Linked DNA regions of Homo sapiens: region 1 is linked to region 2. A link is an interaction called in ENCODE POLR2A ChIA-PET data of the cell type or tissue named here. Cell type or tissue: PC-3. All regions are shown on one strand. Region 1 has its middle 6.9 kb from the start of MIR4713HG. Region 2 overlaps AP4E1 (adaptor related protein complex 4 subunit epsilon 1).

What was found. Peaks named below come from ENCODE experiments on the same cell type or tissue, not always from the same donor. Only the 100,000 strongest peaks of a DNase experiment are listed, where the experiment ranks them.
Region 1: POLR2A ChIA-PET joins it to region 2 with 24 read pairs; 2 of 35 experiments call an interaction of 5 or more read pairs at or near these places.

The regions. Positions count from the first base shown.
Region 1 is chr15:51,028,108-51,033,107 of GRCh38, reverse strand. No RefSeq gene overlaps it. Among named protein-coding and RNA genes, the nearest start is that of MIR4713HG, 6.9 kb to the left of the region's middle. RefSeq lists a silencer at 1,970-2,170. In PC-3, no CTCF peak of the experiment used is centred here; a DNase peak (open chromatin) is centred at 2,267; H3K27ac peaks cover 1,450 bases.
Region 2 is chr15:50,948,334-50,953,333 of GRCh38, reverse strand. It overlaps AP4E1 (adaptor related protein complex 4 subunit epsilon 1), which reads right to left. Exons shown (of 21, transcript NM_007347.5): 12 at 3,396-3,508; 13 at 3,165-3,283. Among named protein-coding and RNA genes, the nearest start is that of AP4E1, 42 kb to the right of the region's middle. In PC-3, no CTCF peak of the experiment used is centred here; no DNase peak of the experiment used is centred here.

The sequences.
Region 1 (5,000 bases), 80 kb before region 2:
GCCCGCATCACCAAGTCAATCCTAAGACAAAAGAACAAAGCTGGAGGCATCACACTACCTGACTTCAAACTATACTACAAGGCTACAGTAACCAAAACAGCACGGTACTGGTACCAAAACAGAGATATAGATCAATGGAACAGAACAGAGCCCTCAGAAATAACGCCGCATATCTACAACTATCTGATCTTTGACAAACCTGGGAAAAACAAGCAATGGGGAAAGGATTCCCTATTTATTAAATGGTGCTGGGAAAACTGGCTAGCCATATGTAGAAAGCTGAAACTGGATCCCTTCCTTACACCTTATACAAAAATCAATTCAAGATGGATTAAAGACTTAAACGTTAGACCTAAAACCATAAAAACCCTAGAAGAAAACCTAGGCATTACCATTCAGGACATAGGCATGGGCAAGGACTTCATGTCTAAAACACCAAAAGCAATGGCAACAAAAGACAAAATTGACAAATGGGATCTGATTAAACTAAAGAGCTTCTGCACAGCAAAAGAAACTAACATCAGAGTGAACAGGCAACCTACAAAATGGGAGAAAATTTTCACAACCTACTCATCTGACAAAGGGCTAATATCCAGAATCTACAAAGAACTCAAACAAATTTACAAGAAAAAAACAAACAACCCCATCAAAAAGTGGGCGAAGGACGTGAACAGACACTTCTCAAAAGAAGACATTTATGCAGCCAAAAAACACATGAAAAAATGCTCATCATCACTGGCCATCAGAGAAATGCAAATCAAAACCACAATGAGATACCATCTCACACCAGTTAGAATGGCAATCATTAAAAAGTCAGGAAACAACAGATGCTGGAGAGGATGTGGAGAAATAGGAACACTTTTACACTGTTGGTGGGACTGTAAACTAGTTCAACCATTGTGGAAGTCAGTGTGGCGATTCCTCAGGGATCTAGAACTGGAAATACCATTTGACCCAGCCATCCCATTACTGGGTATATACCCAAAGGACTATAAATCATGCTGCTATAAAGACACATGCACACGTATGTTTATTGCAGCATTATTCACAATAGCAAAGACTTGGAACCAACCCAAATGTCCAACAGTGATAGACTGGATTAAGAAAATGTGGCACGTATACACCATGGAATACTATGCAGCCATAAAAAACGATGAGTTCATGTCCTTTGTAGGGACATGGATGAAATTGGAAATCATCATTCTCAGTAAACTATCACAAGAACAAAAAACCAAACACCACATATTCTCACTCGTAGGTGGGAATTGAACAATGAGAACACATGGACACAGGAAGGGGAACATCACACTCTGGGGACTGTTGTCGGGTGGCGGGGGGAGGGATAGCACTGGGAGATATACCTAATGCTAGATGACAAGTTGGTGGGTGCAGCGCACCAGCATGGCACATGTATACATATGTAACTAACCTGCACAATGTGCACATGTACCCTAAAACTTAAAGTATAATGATAATAATTTAAAAAAAAGAAAAAAAAAAAGGAAAGAAGCACTGAAGAAGATAGGACAGACAGTCTTGAATTGCTGACATCACCCCTCTCCCTCCCCCCAGCACTGGCCACGTGGCATGGAGAGAGAATATGTGTGCTTTGGGGAGAGGGACTGCAGTGATTGTGGGACTTTGCATTGGAACTCAGCACTGCCCTGTCACAGTGGAAAGAAACCTAGGACAGAATTTGGCCAGCACCTATGAAGGAACATTTAGGCCAGCCTTAGACAGAGGGGAATCATCCATTCCAGTGGTTGGAACCTGAGTTCCAGCTAGCCCCCCCACCACAGGCTAAAGCACTCCGGGGTCCTAAATAAACATGAAAGTCAGTCTAGGCCACAAGGATTGCAATTCCTGGGCAAGTCCTGGTACTGTTCTGGGCTCAGAACAAGTGGACTTGGGGTACACACAACTCAGTGAGACACTAGATGGGGCAGCCAAAGAAATGCTTAAATCACCCTTTTCCCATTCCAAGACAATGTAGCTTACAGGCCCAGGAGAGACTTCTTCCTTTTGCTTGAGGAAAGGAGAGAGGAGACTAAAGAGGACTGTCTTGCAACTTGGATACCAGCTAATCCACAGTAGAAGAGGTCACCAGGCAGTCGTGAGGCCTCCATTCCAGGCCCTAACTCCCAGATGACATTTCTAGACATACGCTAGGCCAGAAGAGAAACTGTTGTTGCCTTGAAGTAAAGGACCCAGTCCTAGCAGGATTCGTCACCTGATGACTAAAGAGCTGCTGAGCCTTGAATAAACATCAGCAGTACTTGGATGAGACCCAGGGCTTTGCTGGCTTCAGATGTGACCCAGCATATTCCCAACTTTGGTGGCCACAGGGAGAGGCTCCTTCTGCTTGAGGAAAGGACAGGAAAGAGTAAAGGGGACGTTGTCATAGAGCTTAGGCATCAGCTCAGCCGCAGTAGCATACAGCACTAAGCAGGCTCCTGGGGTTCCCAATTCCAGGCCTTGGCTTCTGGATGGCATTTCTGGATCCACCCTCAGCCAGAGGTGAGCCCACTGCCCTGAAGGGAGAGACCCAGACCTGGCAGCATTCACCACAAGCTGACTGAAGAGCATGTGAGCCTTGAGTGAACACTGGCACTAACCAGGCAGTACTCGCAGTGGCCCTGGGGCAATGGTGGCCATGAGAAGACACTCCTGCATAAGAAAAGGAGAAGGAAGAGTGGAAAGGACTTTATCTTGCAGCTTGGATGCCAGCATAACTACAGTAGAATAGAGTACCAAGTAGAATCCTAAGGTTCTGAACTCCAAGCTCTGGCTCCCAGATGGCATTTATGAACCTGCCCTGGGCCAGAGGTGGGAGCTCGCTGCCATGAACAGGATACAAGCCTGGCTGGATTTACCACCTGCTGACTAAAGAGCCCTTGGGCCTTCAGTGAACATCAGCAGTAGCCAGGCAGTGGTCTCTGCAGGTCAGGCAAGACTCAATGCTATGCTGGCTTTGGCTCTGACACAGTGCAGGGCCAGTGGTGGTGGCCACAGGGGTGTTTGTGTCACCCCTCAACCAGCTCCACGTAGCCCAGCATGGACAGAGAGAGATACTCTGTTTGGGGGAAAATAAAGGAAGAGAAAAAGTGTCTCTGCCTAGTAATCCAGAGAATTCTCCCAGATCTTTCCCAAGACCACCAAGATGGTACCTCTATAAGTGTGCAAGAATCACAATGTTATCAGGCCTGGGGTGCCCCATAACACAGATAATAAAGACTTTCCCAGACAAACAGAATCTGAGGGATTTAAACACCAGTGACCAAATATTTAGATTATAATACTCGATTCCTTTTGAATACTTAGAAAGCCTTCCCAAGAAGGATGGGTACAAACAAGCTCAGACAGTGAAGACTATAATAAATACCTAACTCTTCAATGTCTAAACACTGATGAACATCCACAAGCATCAAGACCATCCAGGAAAACATGAACTTACCAAACAAACTAAATAAGGTACCAGTGACCAATCCTGGAGTGACAGAGAGATGTGATCTTTCAGACAAAGCATTCAAAAATCATGAGGAAACTCAATGAAATTTAAGATAACTCAGAGAAGGAATTAAGAATCCTATTAGATAAATTCAACAAAGAGATTGAAATAATTTTTAAAAATCAAGCTGAATTTCTGCAGCTGAAAAATGCAACTGAGATACTGAAGACATACAGAGTATCTTAACAGCAGAACTGATCAAGCAGAAGAAAGAATTAGTGAGCTTGAAGACTGGCTATTTGAAAATACACAGTCAGAGGAGACAAAAGAAGAAAGAATGAAGCATGCCTACAAGATCTGAAAAAAAATAGCCTCAAAGGGGCAAATCTAAGGATTATTGGCCTTATAGAGGAGGTAGAGAGAAAAATTAGGGTAGAGATAATAACAGACAACTTTCCAAAACTAGAGAAAGATATCAATATTCAAGTACAAGAAGGATATAGAACACAAAACATCTTTAACTCAAATTAGACTACCCCCAAAGCATTAACAATCAAACTCCCAAAGGTCAAGGATAAATAAAGGATCCTAAAAGCAGCAAGAGAAAGGAAACAAATAACATACAAAGGAGCTCCAGTACAACTAGCAGCAGACTTCTCAATAGAAACCTTACAGGCCAGGAGAGAGTGGCATGACATATTTAAAGTGCTGAAGGAAAAAAAAAATTATCCTAGAATAGTATATCAAGCAAAAGTGTCCTTCAAACCAAAAGGAGAAATGAAGACTTTCCCAGACAAACAGAAGCTGAGGGATTTAAACACCAGACCTGTCCTACAAGAAATGCTAAAGGGAGCTCTTCAATCTGAAAGAAAAGGATGTTCGGGCAGATCACAAGGTCAAGAGATTGAGACCATCCTGGCCAACATGGTGAAACCCCGTCTCTATTAAAAATACAAAAATTAGCTGGGCGTGGTGGTGCACGCCTGTAGTCCCAGCTACTCGGGAAGCTGAGGCAGAATCACTTGAACCTGGGAGGTGGAGGTTGCAGTGAGCCGAGATCGCACCACTGCACTCCGGCCTGGGCGACAGAGCGAGACTCCATCTCAAAAAAAAAAAAAAAAAAAAGAAAAAAACAGAAAAAAAGAAATCATCTGAAGGCACAAAACTCACTGGTAATAGTAAGTAAACAGAGAAACACAGAATATTATAACTGAAATTGTGGTGTGTAAACTACTTATATCTTGAGTAGAAAGACTAAAAGATGAACCTATCAAAAATAATAACTACAACAATTTTTAAAGGCATAGACAGTGTAATAAGATATAAATAGAAACAACAAAGAGTTAAAAAGTGGGGGAAGGAGAATAAAGTTAAAATGTAGAGTTTGTATTAGTTTTCTCTTTGCTTGTTTGTAGTTTGTTTCTGCAATCAGTGTTAGGTTGTCATTAGTTTAAAATAATGAGTTTTAAGATGTTATTTATAAACCTCATGGCAACTTCAAATCAGAGAACCTACAACAGATACATAAAAAATAAAAAGCAAGAAATTAAAA
Region 2 (5,000 bases):
CCGACTGTACATGACCTGTATGCTGTAGAAAGAAATAAAAGACAATCTAAATTAAGTGGAGTGACATGCCACGTTCATAGACAAAAAAAACTAATGGCCACAGAAACCAATAATCAATTCAGGAAGGATAATCAACACTAAAGCCATTGAAGATAGCTGAGGAAAAGATATTTGCACAGCCTCATAGAATCACCTCACAAATTAGTTATAAATTACAAAAAGGAAAGATACCTTTATAATGCAAAGATCTGGAGGTCACCATCTTTTTTTTCTCCCTTTGGTAGAGACTAGGTCTCACTTTGTTGCCCAAGCTGATCTCAAACTCTGGCTTCAAGCAATCCTCCCACCTCCCAAAGTGCTGGGATGACAGGCATGAACCACTGCACCAGGCCACCATCTTAACCCAAACTTATAAACTTACAATCACCAATAAGTGGACAAACTGATATTATATATATCCTGATATGATGCAGTAGGAAATACACAACATTGCCTATGTAGTATTCTCACTAAAAATGTTTAACCTGAACAAAAATAATTAGATATCCAGAATGTAGGACATTCTATAGTTAACAGTAGTCATCCAAAACAAACAAAAAAATCAGTCATAAAAACCAAAAGAAAGTGGGGTTCATTATAAATTAAAAAAGGATAAAGAGACATAAGTAAAGGCAATTTGTGATCCTCAACTGGATCTGGGATTGAAAGGAGGAGAATAATAGCCCTAAGAGACATTTTTTGGTACAAATCCATAAATCAGAGTATGGACAGTATAGCAGGTGATATTAACGAATTACTGTACACTTCTTTTTTTTTTTTTTTTTGAGATGGAGTCTTGCTGTGTCACCCAGGCTGGAGTGCAGTGGCGTGATCTTGGTTCACTGCAACCTCCGCCTCCTGAGTTCAAGAGATTCTCCTGCCTCAGCCTCCCGAGTAGCTGGGACTACAGGTGCGTGCCACCATGCCTGGCTAATTTTTTGTATTTTTAGTAGAGATGGGGTGTTACCATGTTAGCCAGGATGGTCTCGATCTCCTGACCTCGTGATCCACCCACCTCGGCATCCCAAAGTGCTGGGATTACAGGCATGAGCCACCGCGCCCAGTGTCTTTACACCTCTTGGGTATGACAACAGTTTTATACTTATGTCATTCATAGAAGATTCATGTTGAGGTTTTAGGAGTGAAGTGTCACAGTGTCTGCAATTCAATTCTAAACAGCTCAGCAAAACAAACTGTATATAGGTAGACCTAGATATACCTATAGATGCAGATACAGTAAAACAAATGTAGTTAAAAATATTTAACTGGGCCGGGTGTGGTGGCTCACACCTGTAATCCCAGCACTTTGGGAGGCTGAGGCAGGTGGATGACCTGAGGTCGAGAGTTCGAGACCAGCCTGGCCAACATGGCAAAACCCCATCTCTGCTAAAAATACAAAAATTAGCCAGAAGCAGTGGCGTGTGCCTGTAATCCCAGCAACTCGGGATGCCAAGACAGGAGAATTGCTTGAACCCAGGAGGCAGAGGTTACAGTGAGCTGAGTTCACGCCACTGCACTCCAGTCTGGTTGACAGAGAAAGACTCTGTCTCAAAAAAAAAAAAAAAAAAGAAAGAAAATTAACTGAAAAAACTAAACTAAAAGTATATTTCATTATCTTAGTCTTTTAACTTTTCTGCAGATGAGAAAAGAAAAATTTTTAAGTAAAAATCTGGGGAAAATTTAAGCTAACATGCTAACATTTGGCAATTCTATAAAATATTAAAATGTGCATACCATATCACTTCTCTAAATCTCCCCTAAAGAAACACTCACCTATATGCACAAGAAAGAATACATAAAGGTAATGACCTGTATGCAATTACATGTGATTACATTACACAAAATTGTGACCTCTGTCTTGAAAAAAAACTGATCTCCACTACTGGCTTTGATGAAGCAGGCGGCCCTGTTGGGAGGCCACATGGCAAGAAACTGAAAGCAGCTCTAGCAGCTAAGGACAGCCTACAGTTAACAGTATGCAAGCAAAACCCTCAGTCACAAAAACTCAGCCACGAGAAAATGAATTCTGCCAACAACCACACGAGCTCGAAAGTGGATTATTTACCAGTCAAGCTTCAGGTGAGACAGTAGCCCTAGCCAACACCTTCACTGCAACCCTGTGAGACCCTAATCAGAGAACCCAGCTAAGCCATACCTGGACTCTTGACCCACAGAAACTATGAGATAATGAATTTGTATTGTCTTAAGCCACTAAGTTTGTGGTAACATTGTTATGCAGCATAAGAAAACTAATATAGCACAGATAGCCTATCAATGATAGACTGGATAAAGAAAATGTAGTACATATACACCATGGAATACTATACAGCCATAAAAAGGAACAAGATCATGTCCTTTGCAGAGACATGGATGAAGCTGGAAGCCATTATTCTTAGCAAACTAATGCAGGAACAGAAAACCAAATACCGCATGTTCTCACTTATAAGTGGGAGCTGAACAATGAGAACATAGGACACACGGAGGGGAACAACACACACCAGCGCCTATCAGGGAGGGTGGTGGGGGTGGAGAGCTTTAGGAAGAAGAGCTATTGTGTACTAGTCTTAATACCTAGGTGATGTGTTAATAGGTGCAGCAAAAAACACCATGGCACACGTTTACCTATGTAACAAACCTACACATCCTGCACAGGTACCCTAGAACTTAAAAAATAAAATAAAATAAAAAAGAAGAAGAAAAGAAGTTAATAATGTAAGTACTCAGCACTGTGCCTGGTACGTTGAAAATGCCTCTTAAAGATGAACCTCCTTCTATTTGGTTAAAATAAAGATAATTTACTGGTTATAATTTTTTAAAAAAGAAAACTAATATAGTAGAGATAAATGAGTATTCAAATATTCAAACACGGATGCACATAAAAAACACAACAAAAACATTGTAAACACAAAGAGACAAGTAAATACCTATATTTAAAAGACCAAACAAGTGAGATGGCAGAGAGAAAAAACAAAGTAAATAGTTAAGTGATAGATGGTGGCCATTTGAAAAATTGACAGCTGAAGGAGTTAGCTGAGTAAAGCGAATGGTTTCTGAAGAAAATATGTTAACATTTGGTTTGTATTAAAAATGTTATAAAAATTTATGATTTAAGGTACTTTGCTCACCCAACTCATAACTTGAAGAAATCTCTGTGGATAGAACACATTTTCCATATCCAGTAAAGTGAGATAAGACTGAACTGCATAGAGTCTTAATTGCTGATCTTCTGTTTCATCATCAAAACCTACAAAGAAATTGATACACCATTTTAATTTCCACAAACTTATCTTAGGACTCTGTAATAAAAACATTAAACTTTAAAATGTTTACTTTACAGAATATAATAGTGTACCAACCTTCCGCTAGTAGTCTCAGAAAGTTATTGGGAATATCAGGATGCATTACATCTCCTCCTACTGAAAACACAGCATTCATTGTCTGAATAAACCATGCATTATCAGGAGCATATGTGTCCACAGTGTTAAGAACAAGTACACTTCCAAATGCTACTTATTAAAATTACCCTTCTGTAGCAATCTTTTAAAAAATAACCCCAATTCATCCTAGTATGGCAGTTTTACCTTTAACCTCTGCCATAAATTGTTCTGTACCCCAGTTTTATGTAAAATAGGTACTCAGTAGAAGCTTATTTAATAAACTTAATAAACTGAGTTTATGTCACTTTGGCACCATACTTGCACAAAACAGTCATCCAATAAATAAATGTGAAATAACTGAAAGAAACAAACCAGCTAACTAGATGCAAATAATGGAAAATTATATTCTTCAAAGAATTCACTTCAAAGAAGCTAAATATTGTTGTATGTCTACTTGAACAAATTGTTTAGTATCTTTTCTTTTTTTCCTTTTTTTTTTTTTTTTGAGGCAGAATCTTGCTCTGTCGCCAAGCCTGGAGGGCAGTGGTGCGATCTCGGTTCACTGTGACCTCCGCCTCCTGGGTTCAAGCAATTCTCCTGCCTCAGCCTCCCGAGTATCTGGGACTACAGGTGCACACCACCATGCCCGGCTAAATTTTTTTGTGTTTTAGTAGAGACAGGGTTTCACTGTGTTGCCCAGGCTGGTCGTGAACTCCTGAGCTCAGGCAATCCTCCCACCTCTGCCTCCCAAAGTGCTGTGATTACAGGTGTTTAGTCTCTTTTCTAATCTGTTCCTCATCAGTTCTAAAGTTCTATCATTCTGCTGGCCAGAGCTACAGCACTGACTAGGACAAAACTACACTTAAGCAATTTCCAATATAATTTCATTAACAGCATTCACTCACTCTTTTTTATAATTAAACAGTAACTTTTTTTTTTTTTTTTGAGACGGAGTTTCGCTCTTGTTGCCCAGGCTGGAGTGCAATGGTGCAATCTCAGCTCACTGCAACCTCCGCCTCCCAGTTTCAAGCGATTCCTCTGCCTCAGCCTCCCTAGTAGCTGGGATTACAGGCATGCGCCACCATGCCCGGCTAATTTTGTATTTTTAGTAGAGACAGGGTTTCTCCATGTTGGTCAGGCTGGTCTCAAACTCCCGACCTCAGGTGATCCACCCGCCTCAGCCTCCCAAAGTGCTGGGATTACAGGCATGAGCCACTGTGCCCGGCCTAAACAGTAACATTTTTTAATGAATGGAATATGCTTATGACCTGTAAAGTTCTTCTGACTTTTAAGAAACAAACATGAAGAAGAGTAACATGTTAATAGAGTTCCCAACTACTTAACTGTGACAATTTCCAGCTTAAAACAATAAAGGATAAGCTTTAGCATCCTGACCACTCCCACACACCCTCCACTTTCCCCAAAAAGCAAGAACTTTTACTCAGAAAAGAAATCAAGATAGAAGTAGAGACGAGGCAGGACTGAAAGAGGAAAAAGAGGATAAAGGTTCCTCTATCTTCCTGCTCAAAATACTGGACTACATGAATAAAAGAAACCAGCAAAAAAAAAAAAAAAAAAGCCATC